Regions from separate parts of the Mus musculus genome. Here regions 1 and 3 are each linked to region 2. A link is a loop called in an ENCODE intact Hi-C map of the cell type or tissue named here. Cell type or tissue: heart. All regions are shown on one strand. Each heading gives the region's core, and the rest is flanking DNA. Links, peaks and the distances in the headings are about the cores only.

The links. A loop is a pair of places that touch in the nucleus more often than their neighbours do. Peaks named below come from ENCODE experiments on the same cell type or tissue, not always from the same donor. Only the 100,000 strongest peaks of a DNase experiment are listed, where the experiment ranks them.
Region 1: a loop joins it to region 2, with 6 times the contacts of the local background. A loop is called at or near these places in 19 of 42 quality-filtered maps.
Region 3: it touches region 2 in a loop (6-fold over the local background); 19 of 42 quality-filtered maps call a loop at or near these places.

Annotation. Positions count from the first base shown.
Region 1 is chr12:54,102,184-54,108,001 of GRCm38, forward strand. It overlaps Gm35818 (a long non-coding RNA gene), which reads right to left. Exons shown (of 7, transcript XR_872758.1): 3 at 5,045-5,246; 4 at 923-1,043; 5 at 481-561. Among named protein-coding and RNA genes, the nearest start is that of Gm35818, 37 kb to the right of the region's middle. In heart, for the core only: a CTCF peak has its summit at 3,622 (motif pointing right); no DNase peak of the experiment used is centred there.
Region 2 is chr12:54,350,633-54,356,450 of GRCm38, forward strand. Gm35895 (a long non-coding RNA gene) reads left to right here and starts at 192. Exons shown (of 3, transcript XR_381605.3): 1 at 192-274; 2 at 2,061-2,254; 3 at 2,512-2,607. In heart, for the core only: a CTCF peak has its summit at 2,837 (motif pointing left); no DNase peak of the experiment used is centred there; H3K27ac peaks cover 334 bases.
Region 3 is chr12:54,095,519-54,101,336 of GRCm38, forward strand. The region is part of intron 5 of Gm35818 (a long non-coding RNA gene); the gene reads right to left. Among named protein-coding and RNA genes, the nearest start is that of Gm35818, 43 kb to the right of the region's middle. In heart, for the core only: a CTCF peak has its summit at 3,488 (motif pointing right); a DNase peak (open chromatin) is centred at 3,473.

The DNA.
Region 1 (5,818 bases), core at 1,252-5,251, 250 kb before region 2:
CTTTCAAAAAACACTGTAAGGTAATTCTTAGGTTAATGTGAATTTTATTTATTTATTTATTATTTATTCACCTTTTTCCCCCTCCAGACAGAAAGTACTAAAAACTGTCAGAGCCAGGGATTTATTATGCCTGAAGCCCTGCCTTCCGCCTCTGGTGAAAGCCCTCTGCCTGTTTTGGGGGTTGTTTCTCATTCATTAAGCTTTGGTGAGATTATCAGCTCATGGCGGCTGTTTTATAGATGTTGAAATTGCTAAATATGCACATACGTGGTCATATACTGACATGCGTAGGCAAACATGAACATGTACACACACACACACACACACACACACACACTCGTGCGCGCGTGCACACAAGGCCCAGTACCAAAGGGAAAGCAGATGTGCTCTGACTGACAGGCTCCCTTCCCCACTCTTCTGCTCCATTCCAAACCACTCAACCTCTGTCAGAACTGAAGGAAGCAAGGAAATGCCACTCACCCAAATTCTGTGGCTGTTCCGCTCAACTAAAGAAGCCATTTCCTATCTCATTCAGAAGGGTCATCCGGAGATCTGTAGTATCTATTAGCATATCAAAGCATCAGAGGGCCTCCAGCCTTTCTCAGTACCCATGGTTCTTAGCCTTTCTCACCCCACCTTACCCTAAACTCCAGCTCATGGTCTTCCTCTTACACTGTCTTCCCCTCTCCATCTCCTTTCCTATACCTCTTAGTCTGCTTTGTTCTCTCTCTCTCTCTCTCTCTCTCTCTCTCTCTCCCCCCCCCCTCTCTCTCTCTCTCTCCCACCCCCTCTCCCAGGCTGATCCAGTCTGCTGGCCATGTTTAGTCTCTTACTTTCTCTCTCAGCTCTGAACCCTTCCACACTCCTCTGGCTGTACTGTCCTTCATATCTACAATAAAAACCTTCTTCTCAAAAACCATACCTTGGAGCTTCCATGTCCTCAGTCTATGCAATTGCCGGTTGTGAAGCCTCATACTGCAGTGAGATATCAGCGAGAACCATCTTTGCCTTGGGTGTGTTCCCATTTCAAAGCCAAGAGTTATCTCGAAGAGAAAAAATAATAACAATAATAAGATAACGGTGGCTATCCCCATTGTTCGGCTGTTGTGACTGAGATCTAGGGAGGCTGACACTTTGTTAAGTATGACATGTCAAAAGACACACATAGAATCAGTGCTCCAATTTCTCTGTCCTGTGAGGAGAGCTGCGATGGGACCTGAGCAAGAGCGGGCCCATTAGAGGGGGTGTGAGGAGGGACAGAGTAGATTACCGGGTTTTTTTTTTGACTGTTCCATTCACAATCAAAACATTTCTACTCCTTTCTCCTAGTCAAGGTCCATTTTCTGTGAAAGTGGGATTGTAGTAGAGGTAGAACATTATACTGCAACAACGAGTATCTCTTTGTTCCCATCTTGGGGTTAGGGGTGGCATTCACAAAGAACTGGCTCTTGAGACACAAATCCACCCCTGAGACAATAAAGAGAAGCTGAAAGGGAAGAGAGGAGGGGTGTCTCCTAGCACCACGTAAGACATGGCTGCAGGGGCGGTAAAACCTGTAGGCTACGTTATGGTCTGCACACCAGACAAAGTATCCTAGTTAGAGCTACTACTGCTATGATGGAGCACAACCAAAGCAAGTTGTGGAGGAAAGGATTTATTCAGCTTACACTTCCACACTGTAATCCATCACAAGTGGGGTATCTGGAGGCAACAGCTCATACAAAGGCCATAGAGGGGTGCTGTTTCTGTTGCTGTGATGAAACATCATGACCAAAGCAACTTGGGGAAAAAAGGGGTTGTCTACCAATTAAGGTAGAATTCTACCTTAAGTGGTTAACTTCTCTGAGCCTGGCACAAAATGGAAGCCTCCCTTTACCAGAAGGGCCTCCGCTCTTCTGACCTTGTCTGGGGAGCCAGAAACCCCACACTCTATAACTAGAGAAGGTTGAGTAGTCCTTGGAAGACCTATAAGTTCAACTTCCTCTTTTCCCAATAAGAGCCCACACAGCAAGTACCTGGGATTTCTGGAATACCCCTCCATGCACATGAGACAGAATGTTATAGAACATTAAACGCTAACCAATGGTTTTCATTTACCCTGAAAACTTCTTCCCACTCTCCAAAGTCCATACAAAGTCCTGATTCACCGGGAATAAAATGTATGCATACAAGCCTACCCCGTATAAAGGTATGCACACAAGCTAAGATCATTTCAGAGAGCTGTTTCAGAGAAGGCCTTTGTAACACTAACATCCTCAGAGAAGTGTGTGCGTATGCGCACACACACACACACACACACACACACACACTCCCAGCTGGCCTGGGATCCCACAGAACCCATTCTGAACACCACTTCATTCTTCCAGCCTGAGAAGGAGAAAGTGAACAACTTGGAACCACACTTGGACCCTAAAACAAATATCACAAGGGTTTATTTGGGTTACACCTCTACATTGTGGTCTATCACTGAAAGAAGTCAGGACAAGAACTCAAACAGGGCAGGAGCCTAGAGGCAGGAGATGAGGCAGAGGCCACAGATGGGTGTTGTTTATTGGCTTGCTTCTCATGGTTTGCTCAGCCTGCTTTCTTATAGAACCCAGGACCACCATCAATCATTAAATAAGAAAATGGCCTTCAGCCGGGCGTGGTGGCACATGCCTTTAGTCCCAGCACTAAGGAGGCAGAGGCAGGCAGATTTCTGAGTTCCAGGACAGCCAGGGCTACACAGAGAAATCCTGTCTCAAAACAAAACAAAACAAAACAAACAAACAAACAAACAAACAAACAAACAAATGGCCTTCAATTTTCTGAGATTTCCTCTTCCCCTGAGACCCTAGCTTGTGTCAGGATGACATAAAACTAGCCAGCACTCATGGGTTTCTCTCAGAGTGGAAAGTGTGAGGATGGACAAAAGCAGACAGGGTGGCACGCCTCATCGAGTGGCACGTGCTTTGCCAATGCGTAGCCGCTTCCTTTCCTGTGTGGTTTAGGAATCCAGGGCCAAAGAATTGAGAATCACAACAACAACAACAACAAACAAACAAACTTTAAAAGAACTGAGTGTGGGGAGCCAGGTGTAATGATGCTGCCTTTAATCTCAACAGAGGCAGGCCAATCTCTGACAGTTCAAGGCCAGCCTGGTCTCACTTTGTAGAACCAAAGAATAAAAAATAAAAATAAAAGGGGGGGGACTTAGACAAGATCACCCAAATGAACTAAGACTAGCACTCTGACTTCCAAAGAGTATAATAAGAAGGTCTAAGGACATTGCCTAGAGAGGCACACCCTGTGAGAAGACATGCAGGGGACACAGGACCAGTAAGAACAAGGCTGCCCAAGTTGCTCTGGATCAGACTCGAGATGAAAACCCCCAAGATGGTGCCTAGGGATAGAGGGGAGGGGCTGAAAACAGGACTCTGGTAGCAGAGGTGGGGCCATACTGATTCGGGATAGGAACAACCACGAACTTACAAAAATAACCAGAAAGATGACTTCCCCAAACTGCAAACTCAGCAATTCACGGATGTCATTTTTTTTTTTTTTAAGCACTACTTCCATAAGCTTTCAAGAGCCATTAATAGAAACGGATAGTTGGAATCTAATCTCTTTTGTGCCACTTGGGGGCAACACCTTCATGTTTGATTTATTGAGACTCTCACCTCTGTTTGCCTTCTGAAAGACAGAAGTTGCTAATCTGAAAGCTTTCTTCTCTTCTGTAAGTGGTTACAGAAAATTCCCAACCTGATAACGACAGAGAGCACTGGACATTTTTATGTATTTATTTATTTAAAATCAAATCATTTCACCCTCTCCTCTGGACCAGGCAAGGTGAATGTCAGCTACAAAGACTGGCTTCTAGGCAGTCCCCCGCCACAGGTCAGAGAGGGAGTTCTGAGCATAGGTAGGCCTGAGGCTGAGGCCACAAGCTGAAGAACCCATTGAGACTATCAGCAACAGGAAGTCCAGTCTATGCTAATCTAAGATAGGCAGTGCTTGGTGAGTCCCAGGGCACCCTTAGAAGAAGGAAACACGAGTCAATTACTCCTGAGACATCAAGTCGGTGTACAGGGCAGCAGCCACCATGGAAATAGCCAGAGGCCTAGTGGGTAACCAGCAACAAGAAGCCAGGGCCCCAGACAGAATGAGACTCAGGAGTCCAGATGCAGGGGATAAGTATTCTGTCTACTTATGGGGCTGGTTCTAGGCCTGGGCCCTTTGCAAGTGATCATAGCCATCAGTCTCCTGATTACCAGAGCGTCTATCTCTACACACTTCCTTGCCACAAATGGAGCTAATGGTGGTTTGTCTAAAACAAGCCTTGGCCCTTCTTTGAGCCCTTCATCAAAGGACACTGCCAACACAGACCAATGAGGAATCTCACACCACAGTAACAACTCTGTCCCGCCCATCATTTGCACCAATTGGTCCAAGCTTTCCCACTTTAGACCCTCCAACCCTCCACTGCCAAGGCTAAGCCCTCGCCATCTGTCTTAGTCAGGGTTTCTATTCCTGCACAAACATCATGACCAAGAAGCAAGTTGGGGAGGAAAGGGTTTATTCGGCTTACACTTCCATACTGCTGTTCATCACCAAGGAAGTCAGGACTGGAACTCAAGCAGGTCAGGAAGCAGGAGCTGATGCAGAGGCCATGGAAGGATGTTCTTTACTGGCTTGCCTCCCCTGGCTTGCTCAGCCTGCTCTCTTATCCAAGTCCCTGACCATAGAACCCAAGACTACCAGCCCAGATATGGTCCCACCCACAAGGGGCCTTTCCCCCTTGATCACTAATTGAGAAAATGCCTTAGAGTTGGATCTCATGGAGGCATTTCCTCAATTGAAGCTCCTTTCTCTGTGATAACCACAGCTGTGTCAAGTTGACACAAAACTAGCCAGTACACCATCTCTTGTCACTACAGGAATAGGTTACTACTTGGTTCTCCATTCCAGTGATCCCCAAAACTGTCTACACTGCCATCAGAACGTTCATTCTGGCTTTATATCCCCTCCTGCTTCGTAAACTTGAACACAGTGAAGCATAGAGCACCTGGCAGAGATCCGAAGGTTTGGTGTACTCCTCCCATTTTCCATGTGTTCCTCCAGGAACTGCTGTGTCCACTAGATCCCTCTGCTGTCCTTCTTGGAGCTTAATTCCTTCTCATCTGTGTGCCCACTGTTCGTAGGCTGCAGGCTTCTCCTGTACTGCCCACTACATGGCCGGATAGCTGTTAGCCTCTGTGTCATTGCCTCTGTAAACAGCAAGAAACAGGTTCTCTTCTTGTATGCCCAGTAGCTACTCTGAGTAGTAGGTACTCAGTCATGGTTACATCGATTCAGACAAGACCCGGGAACCAAAGGTGATAGGGAAGCTAAGGCATAACTGACGGGGCTAGAGTTTATTTTATGCCTGTTCTACAATATTGCAAATGAAATGCTTCTTACACAATATTGTAAATGACCACAGGGAGTGAATAAGGATTCAGAGGTAAATTCAATTTAGTTTTGCTTACTCTTTCCAGAGAACGAATGCAGCCTGTCTGTAAGCTGAGCTAAGAAGCTACATATTTGCCTCTTCCCTCTTAGCAATAGCTGCTTAGGAGAGAGAGAGAGAGAGAGAGAGAGAGAGAGACAGAGAGAGAGAGACAGAGAGAGAGAGAGAATAGAGGACCATATATTCTGGAGATCAAGTCTCAAAAATCAAAAGAATACATGAAATCAAGGCTAATCTTAGTTTTATTTCAAATCACAGCTACAGGTAAGAAAAGATAAACACTGGGGCAGGGAGATGACTCGGTCATTAACGTGCTCACTGCACAAGCAT
Region 2 (5,818 bases), core at 1,127-5,126:
GACACTAGGGTCCTTGTTTGGGAATGATAAGTGGTAGCTAGAGACTGATACTGAAAAACTCCGTATGAGTAGAAAGAAACATACGTGAATGGATGGAGCATTCAGACAGGGCAAGTGACCGTGATGAAGACAAAGTCAACACATTCATACTTCTGTTCTGTTGGACATTAAGGGCAAAGGTTTCCGGCAGAGGTACCTCAGAAGGAGCACATTACAGTTTGAATTTGAAATGTTTCCCCAAAGCTCATGTGTTCAGAGGTCAAGCCTTTGGAAGGTGAGTACACTGAGAAGATTCTAACCTCATCAATGGGTTAATCCATTGATAGGACCATGGCTTAATAGGCTACTGAGAGTTGATGGAAACTTCTGAAAGTGGGGTCTAATTAGAGGAATTAGGTCACAGACATATGCCCACAAAGGTCATATCCTTATACCTGGCTTATTTGTTTCTCCTTCCTCCCTTTTCTTTTTCCTTCCTTCCTTGCTTCCTCCCTTTCCCCTTTCCTTCCCTCCTTCCTTCTTTCTTCCCTCCCTCCCTCCCTTCCTCCCTCCCTTCCTCCCTCCCTCCCTCCCTCCCTCCCTTCCTTCTTCCCTTCCCTTCCCCTTCCCCTTCCTTCCTTCCTTCCTTCCTTCCTTCCTTCCTTCCTTCCTCCTCTTTTCATTTCTTCTTGGCCACCTCAAAGCAGAGGTCCTGTTGTGACCTATAGAAAACCTTTGGCCCACAGTTATGGCAACGAAGTCAACAGAATAATACATTCTGTAGTAATAGTGACGAAGTTAGCGTTTCCTTGCAGATCCTAGTAATTACACCCTCTTGTTCCTTTCCCAAATGCATGCAGTCCTGCCCTAGGATTGGTGTGTGTGTGTGTGTGTGTGTGTGTGTGTGTGTGTGTGTGTGTGTGTTAGCATATGCAGGAGGTGCAATTCTTATTGGAGGTACAGCTGCCTGTGTGTTAATTCTAAAGGTTGTGACATTTCCAAGGTAAGTGGCCCACACTCCTTTAAGTAACTAAGAGACCCTAATTTACTTGTTCACCAGCCTGGGCTTGGATGAAATTCTTTTCTGGTCTGGTCTGTCAGCTCCCTATCTGGGGCAAATATAATGTTTCTTTACTTTGCCCCAAGAAAAGTCACACCACCCTGAGGTGAGTGGTTTTGCTCTACCAAGTGGTTCCCACCATGATATCTGTGTCACCTTGACTTTCAGAGCCCCCTCATCATAAACTTAAATCTCTAAAATCATGGGCCAAAAGGAATAAATAAATAAATAAATAAATAAATGGATAAATAGATAAATATCTAATTTTAAGTTGTTTATCTCAATTACTTTGTCACAGTGGCACAAACTTAACATAGCATGGTATAAACCGACCTGTCTGGCAGGAATGAACACCTGCTACAGACACATTGGCACTTCCTTCTTCATCAGACTGTTGAAAGAATGGACCCCAAGAAACTGCAATGTCCCCAGGAACCTCTGTACTGGGAGAGGAAATGTCTGAAATTGAGGGCATCCAAAGGAAGAACTTGTTTCCAGAAGAAAAAAATGCACAGGTCAGGTGACCTTGTAAGACAGACTGACCTTCAGGAGAGGCTCAAGGAGGTGGGGGGAGGGGACCACATCTCGGAGACTGTTTCATTACGCATATCTCTTGCTTTCTACTTAAACTTGTCAGAACCCCCAAGACAGACTCAGAGAAGTCATTAAGACTCTTTGTCCAGGCAGTGGTAGCGCATGTCTTTAATCCCAGCACTTGGGAGGCAGAGGCAGGAGGATCTCTGAGTTTGAGGCCAGCCTGGTCTATGGAGTAAGATCCAGGACAACCAGTGCTACACAGAGAAACCCTGTCTTGAATTTAAAAAAAAAGACTCTTTGCCCCTCTTCCCGATATGGCCACATTGACTAAGTGTCCTCTTTCTGCTTCTCACTATTAATTTGGCTCCTCTAATCAGCTTATTGAAGATGGGTGGCCAAGCCTGACTTGTTGGTTACACACGATATGATACCCGAGTTCAACAACAACAGAACTTCTCATGAGGAAATTATCCTTCCACCCCAGGCCACCATGTCTCCCCACTTCTCAGCCTGACAAATGTTCCCAGCCAGCCCAGGAAGTCCTGCCTTCTCCAGCTCTCTTCTGGGACACACACGGACTCTTCTGACATTTCCAGGCACCTATTACAACCCAGTCACCATGCCAGTCCCTGGAGCTAGAGATGCCAGACATAGCCTACATGCCAGGCCCTGGAGAAGGTAGGGTCTGCTCTCTGCTTTGAGATCCACAGTCCCTTCATTTCCATTTTGAGATCTTACCCTAGGGCAAGACCTGTGGCTCAAACACTCAACCCTTCCAATTCCCAGCGCACTGTGCTTTTTTCTTTCCTTTTCTTTCTTTTTCTTTTCTTTTTTTCATTTTCTCTTTCTTTTTCTGCTGCAGCCGCCTTACCTTCCAGGAAGCCTTTGGTTTAGAATAATATTTACATGTATTTGCATTTCTTTTGTACACACAGATGGGGGGATGGTCATGGCGGAGAGTTTTGCTTAGAAATGAAACCGCTTCCTGGGCCGGTACACAAAATGCTATTCCAATTGCCAATTTCAAATCCTGAAGCAACTCAGTTCAGCTCAAATCCAGGTGATTTCTCTCACGCTCCCTCAGTCCCAAAGCCCCCGCCCCTGCTTTTTCCATGGCTGCTTTGTCATTCTCCACATAAGGCAGGGGTGGGCAAGCTCTATTTGTTTTGGTCTTATACAAACTGGAAATGTTTCCTCCTGCAATCTTTCATGGTTTTTAGTCATTTTTAGAGAACTCTGTGGGCACCCTCTGGTGGCTGACTAGAATTTTTGCCTACAAAAATCAAGAGTTTGACTGAGATGGCTTAATCTCACTAACAGTCCTGATCTTTGGCTTTCCGTGGAACAGCGTGAGTTTCTCTGAGAAGTTAGTTCATCGCATGAAGCATGAGAGACAAGCATGCAGCAGTTGGTTTGAAACCCGCTGAGGAGAAAGGTGCCGTACAAAAAAATGCTAGCGCTAGGTGCTGCCATGGCTTGTAGGTTGCAGTGTTGCCAGGCCAGCCTGGGTACATGGGATGAAAGGTGACCTTCTGTGGGCTCTTGGAAGACTTAGCTTCCACAGGAAACACATGCACAGCACGCAGAGCACACACACACACACACACACACACACACACACATGCTCCCTGGGTGACAGCTGTGATGGACGGTAACAACGGAACAATGGCTGACTCCTTTTTTGTTTAAAACCAAAAGAGAATTAAGTCAAGCCAAAGAATGATATAAGGGAGGTTGGGAGGTCAGCGGAACTGGAAAGGTCCCAGGAGAAGGGTAAATCAGGAAGACTAACGCTTGACTTCCTTAGACCTGCTCAAGAGAGCAGCGGCTTTTGAAAACCCCTCAGGTCTTTGGAGAATCCTTGGGGTGGCTGGGGAGGTCGAAACTAGCTTTCGGGAAGAATTATGCGGCCCTCCTACCTGATCTCTCATGCCCTTGAGCCCTGAAACCCTGGGGGTTTGATAAGTACTGCAGCTTTGTCAACAAAGACATCAGCTTCGTTTCCTTAACTCTTTCCCAAAGATTTAATTAGTCTCAGGATATTCACCGGAGTCAGTTAATGTCACCTTCATATTGTGAGCAGAGGTGCACAGGGGTTAAACATGAGTGTGACTTCAGGGACTCTAGGAGGCAGCTCCACTGCCCTGGTGCCCCGGAATCTCCCCTGCCGTGGCCTCAGTTCTCAGTTACCACCCATCATGCACTTTGTCCCTCTGCACAAGCGGCAGAAGTGAAAGCCAGCAGGACAAGGTTTCATGGAAGGGCACTCTGGGAGAAGCAATGTCCCAGCAGGCCCTAGAAGCCAGAAAGACAGCCCAGCTGTTCAGATCCCAGACCACACAGTCTTTAGGCCTCGCAGCATCTTTTACCTGCAGACAAAGAGGCATTGTCTACCAGGACAACTTCCTTAAGGAAATTATTTTCATGTGCTCTGTTTCACAGCCAGAGCCCAGGGCAAAAAGGAAGTCCCAGTTCCAGCAAGCTGTCAGTCACGCTGCTCCCGCTCCCAGGATTGGGGTAACAGCTACTTCTCAGCCAGGATGCATTTGAGAGTGCTGTGTGCGAGGGTGGAACAATGTCTTGGGTGGGTATTCCAGAAGCTGAGGTATGATGACTGAGCAACAATGGCACCGTGACCACACCTGTGGGAGCAGACGAAGCTTAGCCGCCCTCAGAGACACCCTGAAATCCACTGAGCTGAACCCGGTGAAACCTCTCCTTCACTTTCTGTCTCTGGTCTGTGCTTCCAGTAAAATGAAAATATCATTTCATGGCTGTTGTGGACCACACTCAATCTGGGCTGTATCGACCATCATGCTAATTGCAGCCAACAATACTTGCTGAGTACAGGCATCACCTTTTATACAGATTAGATTAACTTACTCATTTTCATGACAACCAAATGTTCCCCATTTTAAAAAAAAAAAGGATACCAAGCAAGGAAGTGAAATGCCTGGCCCCACTTGGGATGATGGTGGTTAAACATGAGTTCATTCAGGGTTCATTCAGGCTGATGGGCACCAGGCCCTGAGCTCTTCACAACCACTGCTGCTATTCCTTGAAGCCCTGTGTGGCAAGCTCAGTTACCCTTTGCAGAAGCCTGCATATGGTATGTGCTGTAATCATTCCCAGCTAGTGATGAGACCATAGAGAAAGTAAACAAGACTACACTGCTAGCAGAGGGAGAGACAGAGTAAAGCCAGTGTTTTCAGTCCTTGGACCTGAGGGCAGGCAGTTAAGAGCACTTGCTGCGCTTTGAGAGAAGCAGAGTTTAATCCCCAGCAGCCATGTGAGGCAGCTCTCAGCCACCTGTAACTCCAGCTCCAGGGGATCTGACATCCTCCCCAGGCCTCTGAGGGCACACAGTCACATTCTTACAGACACATAGACACACACACACACGTAGATAAAATAAAAATAAATCTCAACTAGTAAATAGTACAGAGGGACTCTGGTATCTACATGCAAAAGATGAACTGCTAGATGTAGGCTACAAAAATCAACTCAAATGGAAGAAAACATACAGGAAATGCCACAGGACATTAGAATACACAAGGACAAGAGTTCAGAGGCACATGGAGAAACTCAACCATCCCATACGAAAAGGTGTCTGCCCAAAAAGCCATCAACTGTCAAAATGAAGAAAATCTCTAGAATGGGAAAGGATGCTTGTAAGCTCTGTGCCTGAAAGGGAGTTCAAGCCCACAATAGTTAGAGAATTTTAAAATCTCAAGAGCAGTCACAATTGGTCACAATGCAGAGGGTCAGTGGCTGGACAGTGCTCAACCACAAACAGGATATCTATTCCACAAACTGTTACCTGCGGCTTAGGGATCATTGTGGAAAAGGGGGCAGGGAGGACCACAGTGAAACGGTGTCTCCTGAGAGTAACAGGACCACCACCCTCATGAGCTCACAGCAGCTGTGGTTGCTTACACAAGACCTGCTCAAGATCAATACAGGCTACAGTCTAGCATGGACGGAAGCTTAAGGAGCTCATGAACTCTCATCCCTGATGGAGAGGCTATGGACAATGGATGGCTTCGAGGAGGGTGAATGCCAGCTTTCCTTAAGGGTGTGGCTCCTGTAGACTTCTCCAGTGGATGGTCCTACACTCACAAGTACATGCACAGTACCAGCCAGAGTCGGTGCGCTGTTGACTAAAAGAAACAGAGGTTAAGAGTGGGAGTAGGAGTAGGAAGCTGGGCATGAACTGGGGAGGATTTAAGAGTAAGAACTCAA
Region 3 (5,818 bases), core at 1,252-5,251, 250 kb before region 2:
TTCCTTGGGGTGGCAGAAAACGACTCCCTTTCCCTGAGTACCCCTTCACTGACAAGAGCCCTCCAGGAAGAGGTGGCATGTCCTGAGCCCCTACCCATCCACCTCCATCATTTGTGGGGATGCAATTGTACAAGCACATGGCCATCTTGGACTCCACCAAAGGATCCCCCTTCATACCCTTTCGTATGGTTACTACTTGGGTTTGAGTGACACATGTTGTATAGGCTAATTGCCATGTGCTCTTTGAGTTCATGGAGAAGTTGGCTATAGAGACAGGATTGCACATAAACACACACCGTGTTTTCTCAACACAGCCTCCAAGGCCCCTTATCCAAACATGGGTGGGTGTGCCCCCCCCCCCCAGCGGGTGACTGTGACACGAAAAGCAGAGAACAAAACAGCCCGCACTGTACTCTTGAGAGCATCTGGAAACTTAAACATTCGATTCTCTGGCTTACCTCACACAAGCGGGCCTGCAGTGGGCAAGAGCTGCCAGACATTCAGCCAATGGGAAGCACTGCCACAGAGAGAAAGCTCAACCGGGAACACCAGCTGACTGCCTCATCTGTCCAGTCAGCTTTGCTGGATGCTGTGAACATCCAGTTCGAAGATGTTTTCTGCTATTTGGTCTTTTAGTCAGAAGCTTCCCCTGAGAGGACCCTGTTCTGCTTCTGTCCTCTGCCCTCTGTCTCTCTGTCTCTCTCAATATCTCTGTGTCTCTGTCTCTGTGTCTCTGTCTCTCTGTCTGTCTGTCTGTCTGTCTGTCTCTCTCTCTCTCTGCTACTTGATATTTACTCTTTTACTTTGGCTTGCCGTATATTTAATAAATTCACTCATTCAAGACTGAAAGACTCATTCATGTGTGTGGTAAATCAGTCTCCAGACCATAAAAAACAGTTGGTTTCAGTTGTAGAACTTTTGACTCTTGCTAAAGGAAAATCTTCTAAAGAAATAAGCCTTCCCCCGTTAGAACCATCAGTGTGGTACCCAGGTTCTGTCTTGTTTATTCTGAGGTTGGGAACTGAGAGTTATGGAAAGGGTTTTACCTCTATCCTAGCAAGTTTTTTTTCAAAAAGAAACAAGATTTATTTTATGTGTGTGGGTGTTTTGCCTACACGTATGTCTATGTACCTTGTGTGTGTCTAGTGCCCAAGATGGCCAGAAGAGGGCATTGGGTCCCCTGTAACTGGAGTTACAGACTAGTAAGAATCCTGTGGGTGACTCTGGGCCTCTGGAAAAGCAGACAGTACACTTCTGCTCCAATCTTGCAATCCCTGGTGCATCTCTCCAGGGTGCAACTAGAAGAAGGTGCTGTCCTAGGGCAAGGCCAGTTTCTAAGAACGTGGCTGGGTGAGCCTGAGTTTAATCACATAGTGATTATCACTTCTCTGCTATTAAATATTCAGAAAGTTATTTGAGCTTGGGGGTGGGGCTTTGCTCGCAGACTGAGTCTGCTCTGAAACCTATGACATGATAACTTCAGCCAGCAACTGTGTATTGGACACTTGGACCATGCTCAAAGGGAACCATACATATTCTTATTACAAAAAGATAACTATGTGAGTTGATGGACACTTTAATAATCTTGACTGAGGTGACCACTTCACACTGCATACGTCAGTGTTTATATTATAGATAAGGTTCTGTATTGTATGTGTTCACAATTTCTCAGTTGACATCTCTAAAGTAGGGGGAAAGAATTGCCAGAGGTAGGATCTATGAGAAGTTTGCATCCCTCCCATGTGGAGGCTGCAGGTGGAGACTGCACTGGTTGCTCTCTTTGGGGTTAGCGTTCTGCAAAAGCATACACAATAAAGCCTGAGCTAACTTTTTACATTCATACAATTGATGTGTGAAAGAGTCGGGGCGGGGGGGGGGGGGAGAGCTGTGGACACTGTAAATCAGATCAACCTCATCTGGAAGCCCTGAAGACACCAAGTCAAGGAAATAGAAGTGGCCATTTTCAGTTAAAAGACGAACAACAGTGGCTGGGCGTGGCAACATACATCTTCCATTTCAGCACTCAAGTTGCAGAGACAGAGGCAGAGGCAGGTGGATCTCTGTGAGTTCAAGGCCATCCTAGTCTACATAGTGAGACCTTGGCTCAATGAAGGAAGGATTGGGTGGGAGCACATCAGCAACCTTAAAATATTTTCAATATTCAAAAAGTCAATTTGGAAAGACTTTGAGCATACATATAGCCAGTGAGTGAGGTGCTAAATAAATCATGAACCATGTTTAAATCCTTTAAAAAAAAATGGAAGGCAGGCTGAAAAGATGGCTCATAGGTTAAGAGCACCTACTACTCTAGCAGAGAGCCTGTGTTCCGATACTAGCACCCAAATAGCAGCTCACTATTGAGCTCCAGTTTCAGGGAATTTGATGTCCTCTCCTGGCCTTCATGGGCACCTGCATGCATGCCACATATGTACACACATAGGCAAATACACACACACACACACACACACACACATGATCAATAATTAAACCTTTAGAAAAAAAAGCACTTCATGCATTAAATCAGACTCTGGTCTATAGATTCATGTGTGAGTCTTTTCAGCAAAGATTTGGATGGCAGAGCAAGAACGTGGGTTTTCAGTTAATAGTGAAAGTCTCCAGACAAGAAACAAATTACAGAGAATAAAACTCAGGATCACAGAAGGTCCCAGCCAAGGCTGAGCTCCTGTAGTTGCGATGCAACTGCTGGAGCACTGATGAAATAAACCAAACCAGGTGTAGAAGCCCACGCCTCTAATCTCAGCAGATTAGATAGCTGGCAGATGTCTATGAGTTCCAAGCCAGCCAAGGATATGTAGCAAGACCCTGTCTTTAAAAAAAAAAAAATTAAAATTCATCGTGCCTCAGAAATCAGTGTGCAGGCTTCCATTCATGACTGACACACACAGTCGTTATTCATTCGACGGAGATTTACTGGGTGGTTGACAGGCTGGCAGAGGGATGCCAGAAAGATCTCTATCTTCCCTAAAGCTTATTGTCCAGTGAAGACTAACTGCAGCTCAGCCAAACTGTTATCAGAGGCAGTTCTTACTTATTGGAGATCTTAAGCCAAAGATAATGATAACCAGCATTTTCTGACTGATCTGCAGATAGCCAGCCGTTCACGTTCTCTTCCCCATTCAGTCTTCCGCTGGCTAATGCTATCCCAGGTCCTGAAGGAAGATGCCAACATCATATGCAGGTCATTTCCTACCGTGGTTCCTGAACTTTCTGCTGTCAAAGCTGTGCTGCCACACCAGGCTCAATTCCTCACTGTTGCCTATCAAAGCCTTAAGCCTCTAAGATGGCACTAGAGTGTGGTCTGCTGGAGTTTTCGGCTGGCTGCTATGTTCTTATGGGCCATGGGTAAGGGAAGCTACAGGATGCCTTGGGCAGAGACTGTGCCTGCCTGTCTGACATGCAAGGCGACTCCCACACCACTGCCCTGCCTGGATGGAGCGGACACGCCTTGGGTTGTGGGAGAATTTGGCCGCTAGAGGGCAGGATGCACATTGAGCAATCCCCACAAAAACAGGGATAGACCTTTGTAAGAAGACAAATTGCAGGCCTCCTTAAGGAGCCCAATGCTGGTAAATGTTTGCTTTGTTCCCACACTGACTTTTACAACAGAATATAATACATGATATTCCCACGTCAAGCCAAAGTGATGGGAAGAATCTTCCTTGTGATTGGCTCCCATTTTTTTCTATTCTCAGAATTGCAAAGCTTCATATAGTTCAATTAAGAGATGAAAGACCAGAAGCTTGTTATCTTAGCATCTTTCATGAACTTTACAGTACAGACTAAAAGAGCAAACACCCACAACCTAATGTCCATGGGATAATAAATCCCAAGGGCTTGGGTATCAGCCAAAGGTTCAAATCCTGGTCCAAATACTCACCAACTTTGACTTTGTTCAAGTCTCTTAACCTTCATGAACATCAGTCTCCTCATCTATAAATCAGAGCCTACCCAAGATGGTTTATAGAATGGGGCAGGTGTTAGATGAATTGCTAAGTACGAACACTTATAGTCAGCACGCTTAGCCTAGGCTGCCATCTGTAATGGTCATTGTTAGCAGGATAGAAGTTTAGCTGTACATTCTAAAGGTTACCTTGTCCTCCTATTGTCACAAATCTCCTGTGGTGCAGCCATCACCTTCTTCTCTGTTACAAATCAAGAGGTTTCCTTCCTCAGACAAAAGGCCAGCCCTTCAGTCCACAGCCCAGAGTCAGTCACATTCTCCCATCTTCCCTGGGAACTGGACGTCTCTGAACAACACCACACCTGATTGTACATCTTCATCTCTCTCCCTCCACCCACCCACTCACCTCTCCCCTTGCATTCCCAAGTTTAAATGTAGCTGAGCCTATTTTGTCTCAAAAGAAAAACAGATAAGTAATGGCAAAACCTCCATAATAGCTGTGGTGATTTGAATATGCTTGGCCCATAGGAAATGACATTATTGGTAGATGTGGCCTTACTGGAGGAAGTGCAACCTTGTTAGAGGAAGTGCGTCACTGTGGAGGCGGGGCTTTGAGGTCTCACAGGTATGTTCAAGACTGGCCAGTGTGATCCAGACCCTCCCACTGGCTTCCTTTGAATCAAGACGTAGAACTCTTGGCTTCTCCAGCACCATGTAGGCCTGGAAGCTGCCATGTTTCCCGTCATGATGGTGTCTACCATTCCATTTCGCTTCTCACTTGACTTTCAACAGTGGTGGCATCTGAATCAGCAGTTTGGCACAAGTGTCCCTCGATTGCCACAACACAAACTATTCTTAGGTCTGTGGTTCCCCTACCTTTTCTGCCAAGTTGGCAGATGCTGGGAACCTCCAGGCTCCTAGACCATCTTTCCTCTCTTATCTACTTATGATTGGTCCTTAGGGTCCAGTTCTCTCTCCATGCCCAGTGTGCCCCTTTGACACCTTAGCATCACCTGAACACCTGGACTCATCACGCTCAAACTGAACATGCTTCCTCCTCCCTGTGCCCTGCCCATTACACATGTGACTCTGCTTCTCCATCATGCTCTAAGGGTGAAGCAAAATCTGCACCTCATGCAGCCATGCAGTGAGGTCAGAAATTTCTAGAGCATTCTTACTGCTTTCCTTTTCAATTTGCATGCACTTGATGTTCTTTCAGAGGACCAGAGTTCAGTTCCGAACACCTATATGGAGCAGTTCCCAACTACTATCTATGACTGGTGTACCAGGGGATCTGAAGCCTTCTTCCAGCCTCTGTGGGCATTCACACACATGCACACACACATATACACAGAAGGTGTTTTAAATTAACTATTTTTTTAAATTTCCATCTCAAAATCCATGCTCCAAAATGCATCTGGGTTTGGGAGTGTAGCTTAGTGTTGCTGCTTTAGCACAGCTTAACATGCTGAGGTCCTGGACTCAGTGCATGGGCCTCTCAAAAAGTGAATGGAATGAGCTTACTGGGCTTCTTGGTGTGCCAGACACTGCAGGGATTGGAAAGCTGAATAAGTCACAATCCCTGCCCTGAGGACGGTGCAGCCCCAGGAGCAGGACACAGCTACGACCATCAATGTAAAGTGACAGTGTCATCAACAGCTGGAAGATGAGCACCTGGGAACCTTAGAGAAGGAAGAACTGAGCAGAGGCCAAGAGAGCCAAGGGCAGACACAAAAAGGAAGAATGGTGGCTCTTCCCAGACTGTGTGGGAAGACAGGCCTCTGGGGGAGGGAAGGTTAGGAGATATAACAGCCTGGGAGTGGGTCAGGAGAAATGTCACTGAGGCAGAAGGGGGTCAGACCAATACCCACGTACACCCAGAAAACACACCCTGGG